Linked DNA regions of Homo sapiens: region 2 is linked to region 1. A link is a loop called in an ENCODE intact Hi-C map of the cell type or tissue named here. Cell type or tissue: CD14-positive monocyte. All regions are shown on one strand. Links, peaks and the distances in the headings refer to the core of each region. The heading gives the core; the rest is flanking DNA. Region 1 overlaps MIR100HG (mir-100-let-7a-2-mir-125b-1 cluster host gene). Region 2 overlaps MIR100HG (mir-100-let-7a-2-mir-125b-1 cluster host gene).

Evidence for each region. Hi-C counts contacts between places; a loop is a spot of excess contacts. Peaks named below come from ENCODE experiments on the same cell type or tissue, not always from the same donor. Only the 100,000 strongest peaks of a DNase experiment are listed, where the experiment ranks them.
Region 2: a loop joins it to region 1, with 6 times the contacts of the local background. A loop is called at or near these places in 2 of 110 quality-filtered maps.

What each region holds. Positions count from the first base shown.
Region 1 is chr11:122,265,311-122,277,874 of GRCh38, forward strand. The region is part of intron 2 of MIR100HG (mir-100-let-7a-2-mir-125b-1 cluster host gene); the gene reads right to left. Among named protein-coding and RNA genes, the nearest start is that of MIR100, 120 kb to the left of the region's middle. In CD14-positive monocyte, for the core only: no CTCF peak of the experiment used is centred there; no DNase peak of the experiment used is centred there.
Region 2 is chr11:122,312,204-122,324,767 of GRCh38, forward strand. The region is part of intron 1 of MIR100HG (mir-100-let-7a-2-mir-125b-1 cluster host gene); the gene reads right to left. Among named protein-coding and RNA genes, the nearest start is that of MIR100HG, 100 kb to the right of the region's middle. In CD14-positive monocyte, for the core only: no CTCF peak of the experiment used is centred there; a DNase peak (open chromatin) is centred at 7,858; H3K4me3 peaks cover 1,818 bases; H3K27ac peaks cover 2,728 bases.

The DNA.
Region 1 (12,564 bases), core at 2,514-10,513:
CTATGGAAAAAGAATCTTGGGTAAAATAAGCTAAGTAGCCTGGAATACGTTTTGTTTGTTGACAATATTTTCAATGTTATAATCAATTAATAAACAGACATGGCCTCTATTAATGCTTTCATTTGAATTCATTCAACTGTGTGTGTACGGCTCAGCCAATGTAGAGATTACCTTCTGATATGACAATACAGTTTCTTTGCTATACTTTATGTACAGAAAAATCATTCTTACTACTTATAACTTCAGTTTTTCATAGAATTATTCTCTGGCCTACCCCCCGCTCTCTTTTTCTGTTTAAATTATAAACCAATTTTATAACCATTAAAATGTATTACACAATTTTATCAATGTGAAAAGGTGAGTCAGGAAAGTCTAATGGTAGCAAATAATCCAGCAAAACCCAAGACTGGAACTGAGTGATGATTCTGGGCATCAGCATTAGACAAAGTTCGCTAGACCTGTGGCCCAGTGTGTTGACATGTTCCCTAACCAAAGTCTTCAAATGTGTAGTTGATCACGTATGTGTAAAACGAAAACATCATTGAATGGGATTACCAAAGAAAATTATAAACTAATAAAAACGGCATAGACATTGCAGCCACAGTGTACGTGGAATTTTCTAAATCCTTCAATAAGAGCACAGGTTCCCTGTCAATCTGGATAGTGATTCTGTGTGTATACATTCTTTAGTAGGAAACCATCAGGGCCTCAGGGCTATTTATTACGTGTGGGCCTTTCCCATTCTAACATTCTATCATTCTGTCACCTTGTACTGTGTCTTCTGAAGAGATACACAAGAAATAAAAAAAAAAAACCACCCTTTTACCCCATAACAAAATGAAGTAGAAATCCTCAAAGCTGTGGTTTGAGACAGATGGCATGGTTATGTAATATAAGTGGCAATATCTCCACTAGACTGTGGATTTCATTTGTGAAATATGTCTCTGAACTATGACTGATGATTGTTGGATTTTTTAAAGTGCCTTCAATAATCTCGTCAGTGTAATGAATTATCAAATATCTTGGTCCCAGATAAAGCAAGAGCCATGACAAGTACAATGGTTAGATGCATTTGTATTGCAGAGACAATCAGAAGTTGTGCATGCATGGGCTTCAGATCTTTTACTGAATTTGCTTCAAGATAAAATGAAAGTAGTTTATTATCACATGAATTCCAGAAATGAGGCTTAAAAAAAAACTCTCCAGCAGGCTCAAAAGAAGTAATTTCAAACACAGGATCTACTGAGTTTCTAGGTTGGAAGCAGCATTCAATTGCTCTTGTAGTACCTGGAAAGGGATTTACAGTACCAGCAGCTTCTCACCTCGCTCCTGAAAAGATTCCCTTCTGGTTGCTGGAAGATGTTCTGCTTAAGTAGGCAAGGGTGACAAGGTCTTCTGCCGGAATCACATAATGGAGTCAAATACTCCAAACTAAAAATCCAATTTGTAATAGCATAAGCTCTGTGAGCTCAAAATAACAAAAAATCTCTACAGTGAACCATAGTATTCCTGGCATATGTAATGTCTGTGGTCTGTGCAGAGGCAGCAAGCACAAGGGCTGTCTTGTGCTTCAGCTCTGTCTACCTAGTACAACAGATCTGTGATGTTTTTGAGGCAGATTATCTGGTAAATTGATCTTTTTTCTTGTAATTTTCTTCCAATTACCTACCTTTAGGGAGAATGAATGCAAAATCACTGGCCTTGAAATGCCTTTTTACATTTTCACTTTAGCAAATTTTTAAATTATGATGGGATACAAATTCCAAAACGATTTGGCAGAGATCAGGAAAGAGGACTTTGGTGTCATCAGAAAGAAACGCACCTGTTTGATGGGGGCAGAGGAGGGAATTACCCTGGTGTCAGAAATCCTGAGCATGTTAATGGTGCTCCATTCACTAACTGCATAACTCTGGAAAAATTCTCTAAACTTCCATTGCTCAGTTGCCTCAGCTGCAAAAGGAATAATCACACATCCCCAGCCCACCCCACCAGACTGTCAGATTAGCGAAAGGCATAATCCTTTTGCAAATTGTAACCCCACAATTCATGAAGTTAAATGCCTGATCAATCAATTATACAATTGGGATTTTTTTTAACAAGAGGAAATAGGCAAAACTCTTCCTTAGTTGACATGGAAATAAAATGTCTCTCATCAACCTTTGGAGTCAGAAAAACGAAGAATCAAAAATTCAGAGAGGTAAATTTGATAATAAAGCAAATAATGGCAGAGCACTCACTAGATGCCAGGCTTCAACTTATTCATGAATCACATAATTTAATCCTCACAGGAAGGCTATGAGGGAGAGACTCTTCCTTTCCTCTCCTTTTGCAGAGAAGATAACTGAAGCTTGGCAGATTCAGTATTTTTGCCCTTGGCCACTTCCCCAGTATGTAGCTGAGTCAGCACTCAAACCAGGGCTATCTGATTATAGAATCCATGCCCTTAACCACAGGGCTGATTACCTCCTATGGAGCTGTCAGTTCAGAACCCAGCTCCATCCAGTCTAGCCTCACACTCCACTCATCACTCAGCTTCAGCCCAGTGGTTGTCTCCAGCTCTGCATTCTTCCTCATGCTCTCCTTTCCTAAATAGTCTCCTCGGCTTCACTGCGTTCTTTGCATCCTCAAAGGCTCACCAGAAACCTTGTCTCTGGCACATGCCTTCCTAATAAAATTCCATTTCCTACTGATCACTCTCTGTGTTGCCCTGATTGGTTAATTATGTCTTAGATGTCTCCTTTGCTTGGGTCTCTCATGAAAGCATACATTTCATAATACATGCCTTCTCTCTCTCTCCCCCATCCCCCAACTAATAAACGCCTAAGACTGTACTAGGTTAAGAGAAAACTTCCTAAATAATTTCTTGGAGATATTAACAAAACTTTTCCTTGTCCTACTCAAGTCCAGGCTGGCTTTCCCATTCCTCATATTGTCTGAGGGCAAATATCACACACAACAATACACTGTATGCAGGTGAGCAAGACAGGGTCCCTTCCTCCAGTAACCTGTTCAGTTTATCGGGGAAGACAGAAAACAAGCAATCCTGTCAGGCTAAGGGAAGTGCAGATTAAGACAGAGGCACAAAGTAGCCACAGCCACCCCAGTCTATAGAACCATGAGAAGGTTATTTAATGAGTCAGGTATTTAGGCTGAAATTTTAAGGATTGTATAATGATAATAACAATGAATTACTGAATGTGTCCTCTCTTCTTAGAACTTTATATGTATCGCCTCATTTAATCCTCTCAATAACTCTACAAAGCAGATGCTATTATATCTCCCTATTTTACTGATAAGAAAACTCGGGCTAATACAGAATAATTTACCCACGGTTACTAGTATATGGTAGAAATAAAATTCAAACCCAGGCAGGCTGGCTTCCAGAGACCACACCTTTAACTGGTATGCTATCCTTCCTCTCAAGTAGATGAGCCACTGAAGTGAGAGAGAAAGATTGTTCCAGGGAGATGGCCCAGGGTTTGCAAAGGTCATGAGAAGAATTCAAGCAGGATATGTAGAGAAACTAAAGGAATTTAATACAGGGCCCTGACAACTCCAGATGAGTCATTGGGCACCTGAGATGGACATTTAGCCGTTTTCCAAAGAGGGTGTAGGAAAGCACCTGTCCCTGCGGGGAGGTTTGCGGTTCTGCCACAGAGAGGCCTTTGTTGTACTTGGATCACCAGGGATTGTGCTTTCCTGGCCTCAAGAGCCAGCAGAGTCCACTCCATTGTGCATCAAGAGACAGGTCTCTGACTCTCCTTTTTAACATCAGTCTGTCTCACCCCTACGGAATCAGAGAATCCTCAAAGATCCTCTGGTTCTAGAAGAGAAGAGAACTAGAATGGCCTGTTCCTCTGTTGCCAGGTTTCCACACCATCAGATTCCAAAGAAGTTTCCAGAACTCCCTTAACCTCTCATTTTAATGTCAAATTATCCTTTCCATGAAGACAGTCTTACTTAGATCTGATGTAAACCCTTCATGCTAAAAATCTAGCCCCAATCTCAGCTCTCTTTTCATGTGTGGCAGAATAGTAGGTCATCTCCTCTGAGGAGACCACCTCAAATGCCTGTGACACAGCCATGTCTTGGGCTTGCAGTCACCTTGGGCCTCCTGGCTTGACCACTTGTGAGCTGTGATGTTAGGCAGATTACTCAACCTCTCAGTGATTCCATTTCTCGTCTGTAAAATGGGAACAATAATTGGGCTTATACATGAATTTGTTTTGAGGATTAAAAATAGATAAAAGGCTTAGCCCAGTTGCCTAGTTCATCATAAATGCCTATCAAATTTTAGCTTAAAAAAGAAAAGAAAAGGTATAATTCCATCTTATCTTGGGCTAATGTGCATACAGATTAGGGACTAACAAATAAACCTCTGGTCAACTTTTCCCGGGAGAGTAAAAAAGATCAAATGCCTAAAAGTAGTAATTACACTTTCAGTCTTCTTATTTTCTACAAGTATGCAGATGAATAGAACATCCACTTTTAAATGGCAGGTATAAATCAGTTATAAAAGTGTTAAATAGATCTATGAAGGCCAGGAAAAAAGAAAAAAGAAAGAGACAGGAACCATCCCGCTGTTGCCATGACAATGAGGCACGTTACCTGGACAAAGATTTTGGAAATCTCTTAAAAGAATAGCCAGAGATGCTTCTGTCTATTTTGGGAAGGACAAAGTCTTCTTTTATCCTGCACTAAAGACACGCATCCACTTGTCTGCTGAATATCTCCCAATTAACACAGGGCAAGATCTGAGAGGAGCGGGGATGTCATGAGCAGGCAGGAGGTGGCATGGAAAGGGACTTGGCAGGGGGCTGAGAGGTGAAGGCAAATATCAGTGGAAAATGCAAGATCAAACTGCCCAGAATCTCTATTGTTTCATTTAAAATGCCCACAGAACATTCATTAAAAAGCATCATTCTCACGCATAAAGGCCCCCAACTGCTGCAGACGAAGCTTACACGAAATGGAATCCTAAACCAATAACACTTTTATTTTTATTAACAGTGGTGACATGAAGAAAGTGACTGAAAACTCTGGTGGGCAAGGCTTTCCCTGAAAGTCATTTTTATGTGTAGAGGAATAGAGAGCTTAAGATTCATACAATGTGTTTTCTCCACCATCTCTTTAGGTGTTTGTAAGTAGATCGTGTGTGTGTTTGTGTGTGTGTGTGTGTTTCCCTCCTTCAATCTGTAGTTTACACTTAACATAATAATCTTGCACACCTCTCTCATTTTTCAGTTAATCGATAGTATTTTCAAAGCAACAAATAGAGGCTATTTGTAATAGTATTTCCTTTAATTGCATATTTTTCAAACATGAGACTATTAAAGTAGCTGTCCCTGAAAGCAGTCATTCAATTCTCCTCTGAGGTGCCCCTTCATTCTGAAAGGGCCTCCGTAATCAAGCTCAATAGCATCTCTTGGCTGCCTGAGAAAAAGCACTGGAGGAAAAAAAAAAAAAGAAATCTATTTTCCAGATCAAAGTAATCCCTGCTCCATTGCCATGGCTCCAGACGTCTCTTTTTTCTTTTCATTGACCAGACAAGTTTCTTCTCAGCTCCCTGCTTCATTTTTTTTTTTTTTTTGCCTGAATTTGTTTTCTCTTTGGGAAAAGTGGTCATTAAAGTATTAGTTTAGGTTGATTGGTTCTTCAGCAACAGAAGAGGCTTCTGATGCTTTGTTATCTTTGACATGATCTCAAAACAGTTGCCTGATTATTATACGATATGGAAATAATAACTCAAGGCAACTGGCCTCCCTCTGAGACCAATGCAGGTGCCAGGTACAGGATTACACACCTAATCTACTAGTCTTCTCATGGGTGCTTTTAGGGCCTGAGTGTCTGACCACATCCCTGGATGTTACAGGGGACTTCACCTCCCTGCCCTAGCCATGGAGGCCCCGCCCCCACCCATGGACCTGAATTCTTCCCAAGTGGTCGAGACTGCTCAGCACTTGTCTCCATTTATACCAACCAGTGGCGCATTCAGTGGGAAGAATGAGGCGGAGGAGAGGGTGGCTTTGATGTTTCCAGGGGCAGGAAATCACTTGGATGATCTTCCAGGGCCACTTGGCAGCAGGTAGAGGGTGTGACAGCTGGTGGGAAGGTCAGCGGCTGGGATGTGGCCACTCAACCATAGCAGGGAACTGCTCTGCCCTTGCAAACTGAGAAGTTTATTTCTATAGTCTGGTGGGGGGTAGAGATGAGGGAGAAAGATCAGAGGGCCTGGCACATACCACCTGGGAAAATGAGAATTCAGAAACAATCAAATAATATGCCAGAAGAGTTCACTACTTTTAAAGACCAATTGGCCCAAGCCCTTAAATCCAATCTAATAATAATGTATGACTGCCAGTGCACAAGAGGTGGTACAAATGGTGGTTAGCCACATCAACTTCGAATCCAGACTTTAAGCCTCTCTTTGCTCATCTGTTAAAATGCAGTTAGTAACAGGCTTACTGTGAGGATTAATAATAATAATAAGGCTTACTGCATACTTTGTGTCAGGCACTGTGCATGTTACTTGGCATGCATTATCTTATTTCCTACTCACAATAACTCTTCGGAATAGATACCAGTACTATGCCCCCACTTTCTTATCAGAAAACAGGCATAGCGAGTTCGTTATCCAGAGTCACACAGCTGGTAAGTGAAGCCAGAATTCACATCTAGTCAGCCCAAACTCTAGCACCTGCACTATTAGTCATTACTTAGGAATGAAATGGAATAATGTATAAAGTATCGATTCTGGTACCAGACACTCAGCACATTATCCATCATTAATTTTACATTGCTGACATTATTATTAGACTCCCTCTGTTGCCATGGCCAATTGAACTAAAGTAAGTGACAGTACTTCAATAAGTGAAAGGGCTTTATTAAAGCATGCACATGAAATATAATGAGGATGACTGGAGCTGGCTCAAAGAGGTGGTGATCCAAAAGTTCCATGGACATAATCACACTTACAGAATTTGCTGGTAAAAATGGCAAAAGGAAAGGCAGTAAGGAAATGGCAGTTGGGGGTGGGAATGGCAGCTCATTTCTAGAGGTTGCCCAAACAAGAGGTATGACCAAAAGGTCTGGAGACACTGGTATCATTGCTGCCTTAGCTGGGTGGACTTATAGATGTAGACAATGTCTGAGAATTAGACAGGGAGACAGAGGATGTCCAGATGACAGGTGCATTCTGATTAGCCAACTAAGTAATACCTAACCACATGCTCACTCCCATTCATATTCAGAAAACACATTCACAGAGGAACTAAATCTTTCCCCACTCCTATCTGAAGTTCCCAAGTAATCAAGTGCTACTACCATCTGCAAATTTTTAAGGAGACCCAGAGAGCTTACTCAAAAGCCTCATTTATTTATTCATTGGAGGAGTATTTATTAAAAACCTTTTATGTGTCTTAGGTGCAAAGAATGTAAGAAGAGCTTACTCGGTCCCTGACCTGTAGTAGGAGAAGATCCGTGTGCTATGTCATCTCAGGGAAATGTGTGCAGACAATTCTGGGAAGGATGGCAAGGCAAGGGTGGCCAGGTCTGACTTGAAGGTGGAAGGAGGGTGGGATTGTGCATAATTCAAAGCAGTTTTTTTCTCCTTCCAGATAAGGAGTATCTTGTTTGTTATCAGAATGGAACTTATCAGTAGAGAAAAATTGGAGACAATTTATGAAAGAGGAGAGAACATGGAGAGCTTGCATGCAGTGGTTCCAGCTGGGAGCCCTAGTCTCAGCAAGAAGGAAGACACTATATTTTCTGATTCAAGTAGAAGAAGGAGAAGACAGATGAAGATACAGATAATTTTGATATGGAGGGAAGTTGAGGCAACTCATGTCAGATGGTCCCAACCTTCTCAGCAAGGAGAGTTCATCTGTTGAGAGTTTCAGGAAAGGAGGTGTGGATGTTGCTGGAGAATGCCTAGATAAGTCACTGTGGAAAATGCCATTCTCCATTTCTGTCTGTTTGGCAAACCCCAATAATCCTCCAGGACTCAGATCAAACAACATCTCCTGTAACCTCCCAAGTTCTCAGACAGAGTTGGGAGCTCTGTTCCCTGCACTTGTTTTTCTATTACCTTATTAGTCATATCGTATTATAATTCTTTTCATTTCTGTCTCTCTTTTCCTCTTGCCTGAAATCCTTGAGGGTGGAGACCATATTTTACTCATCTTAATTTCTCCAACTCTAATCTGGTACAAAATGATATTCAGGAAATGTGTGTTGAATGCATAAATAAATTACTCCATAAGCCATACATAAAAGAATTGCAATTCAGATCCAGAAAGATTAAGGAATAACATTTTAGAACTGGCATCCTAAATGTCTAGTTTCATTTCAGAGCAAAACAGTCTGCTCTTGGCCAATTACCCTAACCTTGCTGCATCTAATAACCCAGGCTCTGAAAAATGGAGACAACAATTCATGGAGCTGTGAGTTTCAGCATGAATGCCTGTAAAGGGCTTTTTAAGTGGCAAAGCAGATAATTACAGAAAAGGCCCTTGAGGAGGAAGGATGACTAAGACATGTCTCGGAGACAATGAAAGACCATCCTTTCAGGATTTCTACCACATTTCACTCTGATACAAGCAGTTACAGAGGATCTAGGGCCCTCTCAAAGGCCTTGGCACCACTAGATTCCAAGATTATGTGTTCACCAAGTTCACGAACTGTTGTGAAGGAATAGTGGTTAGAAAGAACCAGAGTCCTTCTGCTCAGCACCTCCCAGCTCAGGGCCACTGTGCTCTCTGCGGAACTTTCAGCTTTTTCTATTGTTCTGTTTTGCCTTGGCTCCTAGTTTCCTCTCTTACAGATCATCAACAGATCACTCAAATGTGCTTGACCTTTGGAAATACACTTCTGTTCCTGGGAAGTACATGATCATTTATCACTGCCATTTACCAAGTGTTAGCAAGATAAATAGCTACCTGGGTAAGCCTTGAAAGCAGCCACTAGCCCATTTGCACGAGATGTGATACAATTTATCCCAGAAGAGCCACAAAAAGAGTAAGATGCTGAACAATACGGTCTGTTAATAGATGCATACATTCTGGAGCTTTATAAAAACAACAAATAGGTGAATAAGACATTTTATACCTATTTCTAAGACTGTAGAAACCTAAGGCATAATCTACACTAGATTGCCTGTTCTAATTTACAGTAGCATTGCTATGAATAAAATAAGAAAATTGATAATTCTAAAACATTGTTTGATTCATAATTCCCCTCTACACACACAAATGCACACAGACACACAAACACACACCCACGTGCATGTGTGTGCACAGACACCTGCCTCTAAAATTGGATTTTGTTGAAGATAAATTTTAATTAGTTTGCCCCCCAATACACATACTCTAGGTTTAGCAATATGTGTGATAACGATCGGTAAGGATAGCCTGGGGTTTTTAATTGTCATAGTTAATCAAAAGGTGACTATATACAGGAGAACAGATTAGAGTTGGAAAGAGTAGTAGAAGAAAAAAAAGAATTGGGACTAGAAGAGAAGAAAAAAATAGAAAACCAAAAAAGAAGGATAGGCCAGGTGCGCTGGCTCGCACCTGTAATCCTAGCACTTTGGGAGGTCGAGGCGGGTGGATCACGAAGTCAGGAGTTCGAGACCAGCCTGGCCAATATTGTGAAACCCTGTCTATACTAAAAATACAAAAATTATCCGGGCATGGTGGCACATGCCTGTAGTCCCACCTACTTGGGAGGCTGAGGCAGAAGAATCACTTGAACCAGGGAGGCGGAGGTTGCAGTTAGCTGAGATCGCACCACTGTACTCCAGCCTGGGAGACAGAGCAAGACTCTGTCTCAAAAAAAAAAAAAAAAAAGAAGGATAACAATCTTTATTAGTAGATAGGAGTGTCAGTTAGTGGTCTCAATTCTTTCCCATACTGATTGTCAGTACATATTCAACACATAAACACCTCCAGAGTAGGGGCAGTTCAGATTTGAGGAGGACCTTAAATAGCTATATACATTATCCTAAAGGAGCTTTTACTTTCTGAAACTGCAGGCTGCTTTCTTATCACCAGAGCCTGCAGTTATGCATCAACATTAAATGTAGAAAGTTTGCTACAGCTATAATCAAAACTCTGGTTAGTATCTACATTAGCTAGTTGATATTAATATTAGCCACTCAGAGCTCTTTTGAAACTTAAAATTAGTTGGAAGAGAAACAAAATGACAGCATTTCTTATTATTGATATAACTTAAGGGCCCACACAGAGCCTGAATTGACTTTACTCAAGGATTCCATATATAGAAGCCTTTCAATTGCTGGAAAGTTAGATCACTTATAACTGTGAAGTATGATTGAATGACCTTGTGTGAAAATGGCAAGATTATTCTGTGATGTAGCCTTCATTGGAACGTTCCATCCCTGCCAGAGAGGCCACTTGTTCATTACGTGGGAGAAATTGCTAAAACAATAGTCAGTCCTGCCCTCACTGATCAAAACATCTCCAGGGATCCTCTATGCTGCTTGGGCCCAAAGGACCCGACTCTATGTGCCTTGATTAACTTTCTTTGGCCCTAGTTCATCACTCAGAAATGTCTGTCTTTAGCGGAATCTTAGCTTGTGACTTTTTTTGGGTAAAGTCAAGGTAAATAATTTTGGAGCCCAACATACTTTAGAAATTGTAGGTCACTATTCCATCAATAAAAACATAAATAAAAGAAAGCCTCATTCGGAAGAATAAACCAGTATGTCCTCAATGTAACAGACACAAATTAGAAGAGTTAGAAAGATCTTGCCTTTTTTGAGGTCTAGGTCTTCAAATCTCTCTCCTCAGTATCTCAATTCCTTCAAAAAAAAATTCAAGTACTGAATTTGGAAAGATTAAAGTCTAGGGAAGAAAGAGTAGGGGAAAGCAAGACCAGTAGCTTAGGAGAAGGGGGGAGAGGAGAAGAGGGGCCATATCATGATTAAAGCTTCCATCATGCAATCAATCAAATGCAGGATATAAAAGGCAACCATAATGAAAAGTACAAACACTCGCTGCATACACTTAGAATCTAACACTTGTAGAAAAAAGTAGGATATAAGTCATCACTTCAACTGTCCATTTATAGATTTATAGAAACTAAGGCTCAAGGCTCTCAAGTGACTAATGAGCTGTTTTAGAGTACAAGAGAAGCCAAGCCACAACCAGAATTTAAAAGCCAAGATCTGAAAACCAAGCAAATGTATGAAATTCTCTTCTTTTTTCTTAAAAAGCATTCAAAGAGAGAAAAAACTAATCTCTTCCATGGCAAAATGCATAAGTATATACAATAACTCATAGATAAGGGTTTTTTTAATCTAATAATCTAACTGCTTCAATTTCTTCTGCTTGTGGACGCTGCATTTACATCCATGCTTTGTCAATTACTTTATGTTTCTTGGTTCTGTCTCCCAAACTAAACTCCAAATACTTGAGGGTAATGTCTTTTTCTTTTATCAATATCAATTTCTTACCATGCTCACTATGATTGATAGTGTCCCATAGAATTACTGAAAATGCTTAACACAAGTCTAACTTTGGTTTTCCCTTAGGTAAGAGGGATTTGTTGAAGTGCAACACTCTTGACCCACTGCAAATATCACTACCAAAATTCTCCATTTGAGATATTGATAATAATTACTCTGTACCTTCTTTCATTTGGATTGTAGTAATTGTAACGTTTCAAAGCATATTTTATGGCTACCGTTTCACTTGAATATTTGTTTCATGAGTGGACCTCAAAGAACATTACAACTACAAATCCGCCAATTGCCCCACCTGCCAAAAAGATTATATCCTGGGTCTTGGTGTGTTTTGGTGCACTGGTAATTGGTTATTCCTCCTCCAGGCATGGAAATCTCGATTCACAATTCACTGGGTTAGAATATAACAATAGTCAGCACTGGAGACAGACAGTGCTCAACTGACAAAGTATATCAACTCCAACTGTAAAAAGATCCAGAAGGCAAAAATACAGACTTCTGAGTCCTTGTAGTGTTGAGGGAAGAGACCTCAGTGTCCTTCCATGACCCCCGCCTCCAGTAATATGTCCTTAGTGTTTATAGCATCCTCCCATCCTGACATTTCCTCATAATTTAGCATTCCTGGTAAGGCTTAAAGGAAAGCTGAATTTTTCACTGGAGGTAGGTCATGCTGACAGTGATAGCAACTGACAGGAGATTAAAAGGAACCAAAGATACAGTGTTGAAAAAGTCTCATCAAGGTCACCCACTCTTGATAAGGCAAGTGAAGAGCGAGGGAGAAATATAGGCTTATCACTTAAGAACCAGCAGGGACAACTACATTATCTAATTATTCCTCTTCATTTCCACCTCCTGTAGTCTCCCACTCCTACACACGTGCTTTTAAGCCAGTCCATTATTTTAAAATTACTTTACGGTAGTTCTCCTTATCAGTTCAAGGTACAGCTGCCTTTAAAGGCAGTGCCACCAGCAGTCCCAACCCTGCCAAGTAGAGGTAGCTGCTCCCCAGGGCACTCAGCTCAGCCTTTTACTATAGCACGTACATGTTTACATGACTTTCTCCCCCCAAAACTGTGAACCCT
Region 2 (12,564 bases), core at 3,085-11,084, 47 kb after region 1:
AAGGAGGTCGAGGCTGCAGTGAGCTATATGATCACACCACTGCACTCCAGCCTGGGCAACAGAGTAAGATCCTGTCTCAAAAAAAAAAAGGAAAAAATGCAATCTTATTGTACAAATTAAATGAAATAGTGTATATAGAACTCTCAATAAACTGTTCACCAATGCACAACTGAAGGTATTATTATTGTTGACAAAAATAACAATAAAGCCTTAAAAATTGAATATGTTATTTCATCTAAGACATAAAGAAATAGTATGGTCTGAGACCTCCCTTTTTTGCAATTATGTATTTAAATCCAAGGGGAAATATTGCTGCTGGAAGAGCTGTATCAAGTGAATTGGCCACCAGCAACCAGTCTTTCAGTGCACGCCAATCTTAGTTGCCAATGGTAGCACCATCTTTTGAAGGTTAAAAAAAAAAAGTACTTAAAATTCCAAGATGAAACTACAAGAAGAAATCTAGCAGTGAGTTGGCGGAAACACCTTTGATGAGAAGTAAGAATAGCACGGCTAAGTGTTCCCTGTGTTTGCAATAAAAGAGGAAAAGATCTGATTATTCATTTAATAAGTTTTTATCTATCAGTAGAATATTCATAAAACAGTATAGGTGGGAGCTGTAGGGAAGATAAATTGCCCTCAAAGAGCTTCAAGTCTAAATAAAAAATATTTATGTCATAAAATGAAAATAATTACAAAACCTGAAGTGAGAAAAATACTACTAGTCTTGGAATAAAGTTTGGCAGTAATTGATGTTTGACATCTGCAGTATCAGAAGTATTTTAAAAGGACCTCTTTTATTACTTTGTCATGACAATCATTAACTAATGAAATCAGACAATAGATGAGAGAGCTTAAAATAATTGCTGCAAAATATCAAGCTTTATTAAGACATCAAGTTCATTACCTATGCATGGTCTGGATAGAAAATATTGGAAAGCTTGTAGAAACTAAAAAAACCAATTCAATAGGTATAATTAACTGAAGAAGATATCTGCTGCTTTTAGGGGAAAATAATAATAACAATATCTACCACTTACAGAGTACTTATACAATGCCAGACAACGTGCTAAGTGTTTTATGTCTAACAACCCACTTAATCTTCAAAATATCCCTAAGAGGTGTGTACTACTGTTATCATCACAGCTTTACAGATGAAGAAACTAAAGCACAAAGACGGCAAGTGACCTGCCCAAGATCACAGAGCTAGCACATAATACAGTCAATTTCACACCCAGGCAATTTGATGCCTGAGCCCATGCCCTTGACCACTCTCATCATTTTTTCCTCCTTAGAACCTCTTTAATCTGATTTTCAGTAAAAGTGGGACCAAATGGCCGATAAGCTAAGTTTACTGTGGGTAAACTCTAAGAAAAAAAGAGAGATAACCCACTTGGTCAAGTATAACTTATGGTCAGAAGCAAAATATAGCAGTGTAAATTTATTCATTCCTTGAGTGCATTCATTCACTCAACAAATATTACTGAGCATGACTCTACTATACTGAGCGGATCTCTACCCCATTAAAGCTCACAGGCTAGTATATGAGACTGCCACTAAAAGAAGCAATGGGCCAGGTGCGGTGACTCACGCCTATAATACCAGCATTCTGGAGACGAGGCAGGAGGATTGCTTGAGCCTGGGAGTTCCAGACCAGCCTGGGCACATAGCGAGACCCTGTCTCTACAAAACTTAGCTGGGCATGGTAGGGTGCACCTGTGGTCCTAGCTATTCAGGAGGCTGAGGTGGGAGGAGGACTTAAGCCCAGGATTTTGAGGCTGCAATGAGCTATGATCCTGCCACTGCACTCCAGGCTGGGTGACAGAGAAAGACCCTGTCTCAAAAACAAACGAACAAAAACCCACAAGTAATCACAATATAGGGAGTAAGTGGGCTGTTAGAAAAACTAACAAACAAAAACCCACAAGCAATCACAAGACAGGGAACAAGTGCTGTATTAGAAAAACTAGAGCTGAAAACTCAGAGTAGTATTTTTCCATATGAGATAACTGTTAAGAGAGCAGGTTCAGGAGATGAAAACTGGCTGGATCCAGATGTCCCAGACAGGAACAGTTATCAGTAGTATTTTCATTTGGTTTCATGCTAACCACAATCATTCCTTCTAATCTGGGGCTTTGGAAAGTGTCTGGGGAGGGGATGCTTTTTTGGCACTGTGTGGCATGTGCAACTCAACCAGGATGCCCTTTTGAGTTCCCTGGAGATGCACGTTCTCTGCTTCTGAAACAACTTACTCCAGCCCAGGTACTACAAAGGGAAGAAAGACACCTGCGTTTTTACCTCTCTCCCCTGATGCTTTACAGAAATTTAAAAAGAAAGTTCCATAATAACTCAAGAGTACAGGTACACACATTTTAATAATGTTAGCATTTTTCCTCATATTTCCTGATATTTCCTGATTTTCCTGATATTTTCTTTGGTATTTTAATAAATTTATTTCTAGTCTTTTATATATGTGAATGTTTATTCATATTTATATAATTTTTACAATGTTTGGATCATAATATAAATATTTATTCTTCCTATTCTCTTAGTTTAACATTGTATCAGGAACATTTTTGAAGTTTAAGTATCTTTCAAAAACAGTTTAAAGGACAATATAATATTCCATTGTATAGATATGTTACTTGACCATTCCTCCAATATTGAACATTTAGGATAATTTCATTTTTTTGCACTATACGTAAGATTGTGAGAGACATCTTTCCACATGAATATTTGACTGCTTTCCTTAGTACAGATTAGGAGTGAGATTATTGGATGAAAGTGCTTTCTTTTTTTTTTTAAGTATTGCTAAATAGCTTTCTAGAAAGTTTTGCCAATTTGAAGGGAGTTGAAATCTCACTAGGTTTCAGTTTTACTTAGCAGTGCTTTTTAATTTGGTTTTTTAAAATTGAATTCTAGTGAGATTGGATTGATATTTCAAGAGTTCATTGATCATGTCTCTTTTTTTTAAATTTTGTTAATTATCTGTTTGTGTTCTTTGTCATTTTCTCAGTGGTGCTGCTATTTTTTTCTGATTGATTTGTAAGACACACACATATATGTATGTGTATATGTGTGTTTGTTTATATATACACACATGCACAAACATACCTCTATGTATGCACGTATTTGAACTCTTTTTCAATTATTGCAAATGCGTTTTCTACTTTTTCTCAGTTTACAGAACTTTTATATTCTATATATGCAGGTGTATTGATATTTTCTTTGAGGACATCATCACATGCTTTTATATCTTGAAGTATTTTTTACTCAAAATCAAATATTCACTTATATTGTCTTCAAGTTATTTATGTATACAATTTTTGCATGTAATCTACCTGAAATTAATTGAGGTGCCTTTTGTGAGGTGAGAATATAACTTGAGGGTTTTGTTTCCCTTTCAACAGGTAATTTTCCTAGGATCCAGTCCTACTTATATTGATATTTTAAGTGTGACAAAATTGTTTATATATTCAAAACTGTTTTGGGGCCGCCACCTATTCCATTCAGATGTTTGTATTTAAATTCTTTCTAGTAAATGAAACCATCAAAACTTATTTCTATTTTGTCAACACTAGGACTATCAGTGTGAGAGACAATAATATCCTATTGTTTAAGGATTGGGCCAAGTTGTATTGCTGATTATGGATGTGATAAGACAACTGCAAAAACTTGCTGGGTCTCAGGAATGGCCTTAGTGGCAAAGGGGCTGAAATTTAATTCAGAAGAGTTGAGATTAGGACAGGAGATTCCACCTTAAAGCAACCAGAGAAGCTAGAAGTCAAAGGGGTTAATCAAATAAAAATCTGCAGAAGAAAGCCAAGGCCCAGATACTGACAAGAGCACTATAAATTAAAGTTTGAAGAGATCAGACCAAACTTGAGCTCATCTTCACAGAACCAGGTGACAACAGGAGCCAAGGCATCTCAAAGAGGGAAAGATAGAATATGGGGTGGGGAGGAGCAGGGATTCAGGCTCATCTTCTTGGCTAGCATGGGGACAATGCATGGATGGAGAGAGTGAGTCCAGGGCAAGGAGCACCAATTTATTTGGGCATCTTGTTTGCAGAAACTTAACACCAGTTTATATTTCCTCAACATAATGGTGAATTTATTACAGAAAGCTGACTTGGATAATTTAAATGCCTCCCCACCTTTTTTTTTTTTTTTTTTTTGATTGGTACAAAGACAGAGTTTTGACTGAAATAAGCAGAGGGAGATACCTGTCTCAGTTCACCTTCTTTGGCAGTGCCAGAAACTGATTCAAATGGAAAGAATGAAAACTGAAGCAGCTCATTTACCAGGAGTGTGCTAGGTATTGAAAATAAGAGAGTTTTCAATTCTGAAAAGCAGGTCAATTTAACTAAACAGTACTGTCAAAAGAAGATCACTTCCCCTATCTAAAATACAGTGAGGAAGGGGCTGTACCACAATGATAGAAAAACTTGCCAGTGTATACTTCCTGCTGCAGTTTTGATGAGCCACTGGCATGGCACACAGCTAACTAGTCCCACAAGGCCACCAAGCTCCACTGTCCATGCAAGGGCATTTCTGGGAGTGCATAGGGAGTAATGGGTAGTGGCTGGAAATGCAGTCTTTAGTGTAAGCTGATCAAAGCTTGAGTCTAGCAATGCCAATAACTAACCAGCTGTGTGATCTTGAGTAATTTCCCTAACCTCTCTGAGCTTCAGGGTCATCACCTGTAACATGGGCATAATAATTTTATTCACTTCATAAGGTTGTTGCAACAACTAAATAACAAAATGCATATGTACTATATGTGGGCCTGATTCATGCATAGAATTCAATTAAATATTAGACTGTGTTCAGAGGCAGTATGGTGAATGCAAGTGGTAGAACTAAACCTGGATTCAAACACCAGCTCTACTACTTGTTTATTCTATGGCTTCATCCCTCTATGCCTCCTCTAGAAAATGTCCATATTAATACAGTGACATCTATTCCATAAGACTGTTGTGAAGATTAAGTGAAATAATATGCACAGGCACTTGATAGTGCCTATCTCTGTAAAGACTGGCTGTAGTTATTGCTATCATTTTAGTATCCAGAATGTAAAGCTAAAAATCCTCAGGCCAAAAGTCAATAAGAAACTGAAAACATGAAATAAGGGAAAATTTCTTTTCCTTTGGAAATCTACTATATAAGTAAAGCTGATTTTCTGAGTTGGTTTTCCCCTCTCTAATGGAAAATCCACATTGCAATAAAATGGATTCCTGTGGCAATGCTAGAGGCATCCAGCATGTAATCACAGACAAGGCAGCACCTCTAAAACAGCTGGGATGACACTTGCAAGGCTCTGCTGAGTTCATTCAGAGGCCACAGGATGTCTTTTCTCCAGACTGTGACAGCAGGCATTCTCTCTCAATGCTTTCTTGGGAATCCTGTGGGTGATTTCAGAGCCAGCAGCCAGGAAACATCTCTGGCTATGATAAGAATCCCAAGGAGACCTTAGGTGTCCTGATTCCTAGGGCCATGCAGCTCTACCCACTCAAGATTTTAGTTTTAAATCCTTTCATCCATCCATCAAGCATTTATTTTTTAGTATCTAGGCTAGGGGCTAAGTGTGGAGTGGTGAACAAAACAAATTAGGGGCCGGGTGTGGTGGCTCATGCCTGTAATCCCAGCACTTTGGGAGGCCAAAAAGGTGGGCGGATCACTCGAGGCTAGGAGTTTGAGACCAACCTGGGCAATATGTTGAAACCCTGTCTCTACTAAAAATACAAAAATTAGCCAGGTGTAGTGGAGGATGCATGTAATCCCAGCTACTAGGAAGGAGGAGGCACAAGAATCACTCGAACCCAGGAGGCGGAGATTTCAGTGAGCCAAGATCGCACCACTTTAGTCCAGCCTGGGCGACAGAGTGAGATTCTGTCTCAAAAAGCAAAGCAAAACAAAAAACAAATTAGGTCCTTGACTCATAGAACTTACATTCTAGTGGGAGAGTCAAACATGAATCAGGTAAGTGCACAGGTTAACATATAATTGCAAATTGTGATATAAGTACTGCAACTGAAAAGAAGAGGAATGATTATGTCTATCTGTAGGGGAAGAATTCCCCAAAGAAGGGGCATTTAAGCTTATATGAAGCATGAAGCCAAGTGTGGTGACTCATGCCTGTAATTCCAGCATGTTGGGGGGCCAAGGCAGGAGGATCATTTGAGGCCAGGAGTTCAAGACCAGCCTGGCCAACAAGCGAAACCCTGTCTCTACTAAAAATACAAAAATTAGCCAGGCGTGGTGGCAAGCACCTGTAGTCCCAGGTGCTTGGGAGGCTGAGGTATGAGATTCGCTTGAACCCAGGAAGTGGAGGTTGCAGTGAGCCCACATCTCACCATTGCACTCCAGCCTGGGCAACAGAGCAATACTCTGTCTCAAATAAATAAATAAACAAATATGAAGCATGAGATATAAGGAGCGCCACCAGCTTTGAGTATAAAATCTTCATGAACATTGGCTTGGAGAAAGCTGCCACCAGGTTGAAGAAATTACCAATACTGCCCACCGGAAGTTACACGGCCACTGGTGAGCACCACGCTAGACGACCAGAGATCCCTGGGTATCTGAGCTTGCCAGTTCTTCATTAAAGGAGGCAAAGGTGAGGCAAATACCAGTTTAGTCCTGCCCACCACGAGGAAGGAAGGCAAAGTGTGTAGTCATGAATCCTTTTCTGTGGGCTTATTCCTCCTTCAGCACCTAATATGTATGTCTCATAAAAGGGGTGCTTATTGGAGAATGACTAGCACAAAGCTCTGTCAGTATAAATCACAGAAGCTTTGATCATTGCTGAAGGTGGAGGATATGGGTTATAAGGTGGGCAGGATGGTCCCTACAACCTGCATAGGAGCAGTCTCCAGGGAGAGAAAGGAATGAAATCTCAATTCCTGTATAAGCTACACAGACATTAAGATGTTTCTCCCAAGCCCTCTATTTTCTACCAGTTTAAATCCAGCACATTCCTCAGAAGCCAATTCAAGACTGGCCTCATTCCATGAAACTTCCCTACATCCCAGAGCATGTCGTCTGCCCCCACAGTATCATCCTTCCACTGCACTGTGCTGTATTGTTCTCAAGTCACTCAGTGAATTATTTTCTTGCCCACTCAATAAGATGATATACTCCTCAAGGACTAGGACTATTCCTTTAGTTCTTTTGTATTCCCCACAGTGCTGTGCTTAGTATTGTGCCCACTCTAGGCACTTAACATATCAATGCCTGTTGGGTAAATGAATGGTTTAATTAATCCATATATCTGTAAGATTTCAGTAGGTGGGGAAAATAAAAAGAAGTGGCTCTGAGTATAACAAAATTGAGCCATCCCTGGCTGGGGCTGGACAGTTATCTTTAGGAGAGTGTTTAATACTGTATATTGGTTCTTATTTAAACAGAGGGCTTAGGGTCCTATATCTGGAGATTTTCATCTGTCTAGGGTAATTGAAGGGCACCTCTGCCTGGCAATAAGCGATGGTCTAGGAAGACCTTTCAAAGCCCTTTCCATTTCTAATTCTGATTCTGTAGATTAGGATGTGTTACCATCTCAGTCCAGAGAGTACATGGTGTGAATGTTAGCCAGTCCTTACAACAGTCCCTGAACCATCTCCTGCAAAGATCTCTAGAAACTCCAGACCCCTTTGTGAGCTCTGGAATGGGAGATGCACCCCAGCCCCCACCAAATAAAAGCATATTCCAGGGGCCACCAGAGTGCAGCCATTGGTTTAGCCTCATTAATGCTGGGCTTCTATGAAAGAGTGGGGAAGAAAGAGGATTGTTGCATAAAACTATTTGTCTAAAAATGAAACAAGGAAGATTCAGCCCAGAGTGCAGTGCTGCTTTACTTCCTTCCTGTTTTAATGGAGGTACAGCATGAGGTAATCTTTTAAGAAAGTCTTAACGGGTTGGAGTAATTTTATTGTACGTTTATTATTATTCTCATTTAGAAGACTCAGCTATTTTATTCCCAGTTAGGATTAAAGGGATCCTTTCTATTTACTTCTAACAAGCTTTAATATAAAACATAGGAACATAAAACTTGCCTCTCTAAAGGCGCCAATAGCCCATCAAATCTGATGTCACTGGTTCAGAAGACACTGAAACAAAAGGCCAGTCTCTGCCAAGCCAGGCATCTCACACAGCCCAGCAGCAGCAAGGCTGCCGGACAGGAAGGTCTGAGCCTCCACGCATAAAGCATCCATCACTCCCTGGACTCACCCCAGCACAAAGGACTCGGTTTTCTCCCATTAGGCAGCACGGTATGCCCTCTTACAGACCCCTTGTCACACTCTATGACCTCCTCAGTTGGTGTGGTCTTTGTTTCCCGCTCTTATTTTAAAATAACTCAGCTGGCATAGCATTGAAGCCCAGCCAAGTTTTTAATTTAAAAGTTGCCACTCTCTTGAAAGCCTTGGGTGAGTTTGCTGCTAGGCAGGTGCCATGCTTTAAAGCTATAAGAAGGCATTGTTTTTGTAAGTATTGTCTACCTGTAGAATTGCTTGGAATTATTTTGCTCACTTTGGCTTTTCTAGTCTCACTTGGCACCTTCTCCAGTCTGTCTGGCCCCCTCAACCCTAAAACCCCAGTTGGAGTTCAGTGAAATCAATTCACCAATGAAGGAAGAAAGTATTTAGAGACACAGAGTTCCCCCACGCAGCAGTCACTGGCAGCATAAATCACAGGAAACTATAGGAAGGGGCAGCAAAAACCCAGTGAGCTTAGTGCATTATGCATTCAGCCTGGAATAATGACCTCTAATTTATTTTAGCTACGTTGCTCTTGGGGAGGGATGCCCTAATCTCACTCTGAAGATTTCAGAATATTTTTCAGTTGTTCTTCTTGCCTTTAAACCCAGGAATATGGCTTATTCTCTATCTGTGGAGTAGTTAATCTACTCAGACATTTCCCCCTACATTACCATCTGCTCTACCTTGAATTTTTTACCTCTTCACACTACCCCAGCCTTAGCCTGCTCTGCTGGCTCATTCAGAGATCTTTAATTTCTCCTCTGCCTTTATGTCTGGTTGCTTATGTTTTGGAGCAGACAATAGAGGTGATATAGGCCATTATTCATGAGTAGCTTCAAGGGTAACGTGAGAAATGCCTCATCTCCTGACCTCTTTTAGCATAAGAATTGCTGATAAAATTCTGAACTGAAAAGAAAAGTTCTTCTAAGAAAAAATATTAGAGAGCTACTCACTCTGGAGCAGCTTCCTGGAGAAAAGACCTGAGGTGGGGAGGGCATCCATAAAAATTTTTAAAAATAAAAATGTTGCACACAAAGGAAAATATTGATTATAATTGACATCACCAGTTTATTACAATCCATGACAGCATCTGGGAATGGCAATGTAAATTCAAAAGAACTAAAACATCATGACAGCCAACAGTTGAATGGGACTATCTCCAAACCTAATAGACTAGGGGTCTCTCATAGGAAGCTGAGTGGGCCCTTTTGGTTTCCCTCTCCTCACCTTCATTCCATCAGCCTCAGGTGAGCAATGGCATCGCAGAAGATACGCAGTAGGAGAAGGAAACTCAACTACCTACCAGCAGCCCCATCACTCTCTACACACTCTGGAGTTGCCAGTAAGAGAAATGTGCAGCCCCAGTGAAATGCCCAAAACTGTGGTTCTTAGAGGAACTTTATTCAACAATTACCATTTGTGTGGTAAAATCCTCTGGTCTCTGCAGACACAGACAAAACTAAGCAATTTCTCACTGCCCATTCTCCCTGTGACATCTTTTCCACAGCTGACGCTTCAACTCTCCACTTCACTGATATTGCTCATTTATATTCTCTTTGCCATCCCAAGTCTCTCTCCAGAATAGCAAATACTTCCAAGACTTTTGCCAATGGCCCCCAGAAACTAAAATTCAACATAGCTAAACAGAACTCCTCATCAGTACTTAACCCTATATGGCTGGTGTTGTTGATAGCCAACCATTCACCCAGTCACCAGAGCCAGAAACCTGGGAGTCACCCCAACTCCTTCTTTCTAAATGGCTCTCCCCTCCCAATAACCAACCCTGCCAAATATATCCAAAAGATCTCACCAATCTGAGTTGCTTTTCCAGTGCCTTTGCTGTAGTCTTAATGTGTGTCTTCAGTTTCTCTTGCCTAGATGATGGTAGCACCTAAAACCAGCTTCCAGTAATCACACTCTCCAAGCCTTTTCTACATAAACAACAAAGTGCTCTCTTTTTAAAAAAAAAATCAGCATGTCATTTTATGTTTGAAATCATGCAATGTTACTCCGTTGCTTTCAAGACAAATAAATGTTCATCCCTTTGGCGTGGCATACAGATTTCTTCACAATCTGACTCCAGCCCACTTCCTTCAACTCAACTTCTGCCAAAGCCTCAGATTCTCACTGTGCTTTAGCTATGTGGAAACACTTGCATTCCCTGGATGTTCTCTCACAATTCTTTACACTCTATGCACCATTCCCTCTATTCGTCCTGTCCTTCCTTCCTCTGGCCTTTTGTCTAGGTAATGCCAACTCATCAGTCAGAACCCAGTTCAAGGATAACTTTGCCAAACTCCCCTGGCACTTGAGTGCTTCCTTACTTGTGCACACCAAAGCACCTTGCTTTCATTATTCACCTGAAAAAAAATTGTTAAATGCTTGTACATTGTTTATTTTTTATACATCTGACTTACCCACTACGTGTGAGCTCTCCAAGTGCAAACACTATACCACTCATATTCCAGTTTCCCTCATGTCTAACACAGTGCTTAGCCCAGAGTAGGTGCCTATAAGAACATATTAAATGAAAATACTTGTCATATATAGACCCAGGGTTAAAGCCAACGTTCCATCCTTCCCTCGAAGAAATTCTCTTTCTGGTCTCCCACCCAGATCTTGGAAAACAGCACAGTGTATGACTTTGAGCATTAACCTGAGTTAGAGCACCTACGTCCTAGGCCAGGTCTGTCATCAGGAATGTGTGAGATCTGGAGCAAAGCACCAAATAAACAGCCAACATATGTTCAACATTGATTATGTGACAGATTCCCTGCTAAGCATGCTACATGCATGATCTTTTTTCCTCACAGCTACCTGAGGCGACAGATGTTAATATCATGCACATTTTACAGGTGACGAATTTAAGTAACTCAAACTCATGTTTGATGCCACCTCCCTTCATCTGGGTTATGGAGAGATCAAATGAGACTTGGTGTGTAACACAGCTCTGTAAGCTATACAGATCTACACAAACATAAGTCACCATAATTATAGAAAGCAACAAAGATTGTCTAAGTGTAATTGAAGCTTTGTGATTATAGTGAAAAATAAGATGTAAAGATTTAAGCCGGGTGCAGTGGCTCATGCTTGTGATTCCAGCACTTTGGGAGGCCGAGAGAGGCACATCACTTGACCCTAAGAGTTCAAGACCAGCCTAGGCAACATGGCGAAATTCTGTCTCTACAAAACATACACAAATTAGCTGGGCGTGGTGGCCTGCACCTGTAGTCCCAGCTACTTGGGAGGCTGATGTGGGAGGATTGCTTGAGCCGGAGAGGTTGAGGCTGAGTGAGCTGAGATGACATCACTGCACTCCAGCCTGGATGACAGAGCAACACCTTGTCTAAAATATATATATATATACTTGTTTTTAGACCTTGGCTAAAAATAAATAAAGATTTGAGACAGAGCAAGACCCTGTCTGAAAAAAAAAGATACAAAGATGTTATAAAGATATTAAGATCCATCATCTTACACAACTGAATTCAGATGACTCAGCTGAAATAAGCCCCCAAATCAGGGATATATTGTAAAATCATAGGCGTAGGAACTCAATGTGTCCAAACCCTTCTCGTTTTGCAATGGAGAAAAAGCTACACCCAGAAGCCGCACAGCTAATCTGTAGAAACCCAGGACTCCTTAGTCAAAAACCACACTATTTGCCCCAGTAGAAATAGAATATGAGGTTCAGAGAGTGGGACTGATAGAGCTGAGTGTCCAAGTCAGAGAGCGCCTGAGTGTTTCAGAGCCAACATTGAGCTCAATACATGTTCCTGACGTCTCTCCTCCCAGACGTTGTGAATGAACACATCTGTCCTTACCAGGCATCCAACTAGTACCACATCCAACAGCCCCAACATATAAAAAAACAGAAACGACATGTGTCCAGGAAATTGAGTTTAATGAAAAGCATTAGGATGTAATAGAAAGAGTAAAGACTTTTGAACCAAAAGATGTGGGTGGAAATCCTAACTCTACCACTTACTGACTCTTTGGTAATTGAGCAAACCACTTTTCTGAGCCTTGACTTCCTCATCTCTAAAATGAACAAAATGATACCCCTTTATTGAGGGAATAAAATATTTGCCCCTGTGTTCAGTACCTTTTGGCTTCTCTTCTATTCATTAAGGTGTGTTGATGTAATACATGAGCCTTGGCCAATTTGCCAAGCCACAATATAATTTCATTTTTCTACTTTTAGGAAGTGACAATGTTTGTCTGGTATAACTACATAAAAATGTAGACACATCAAAGACATTAAATATGTTTCTCCTTTTTCTTGTCACAAGTATCAAGTCTACATTCAG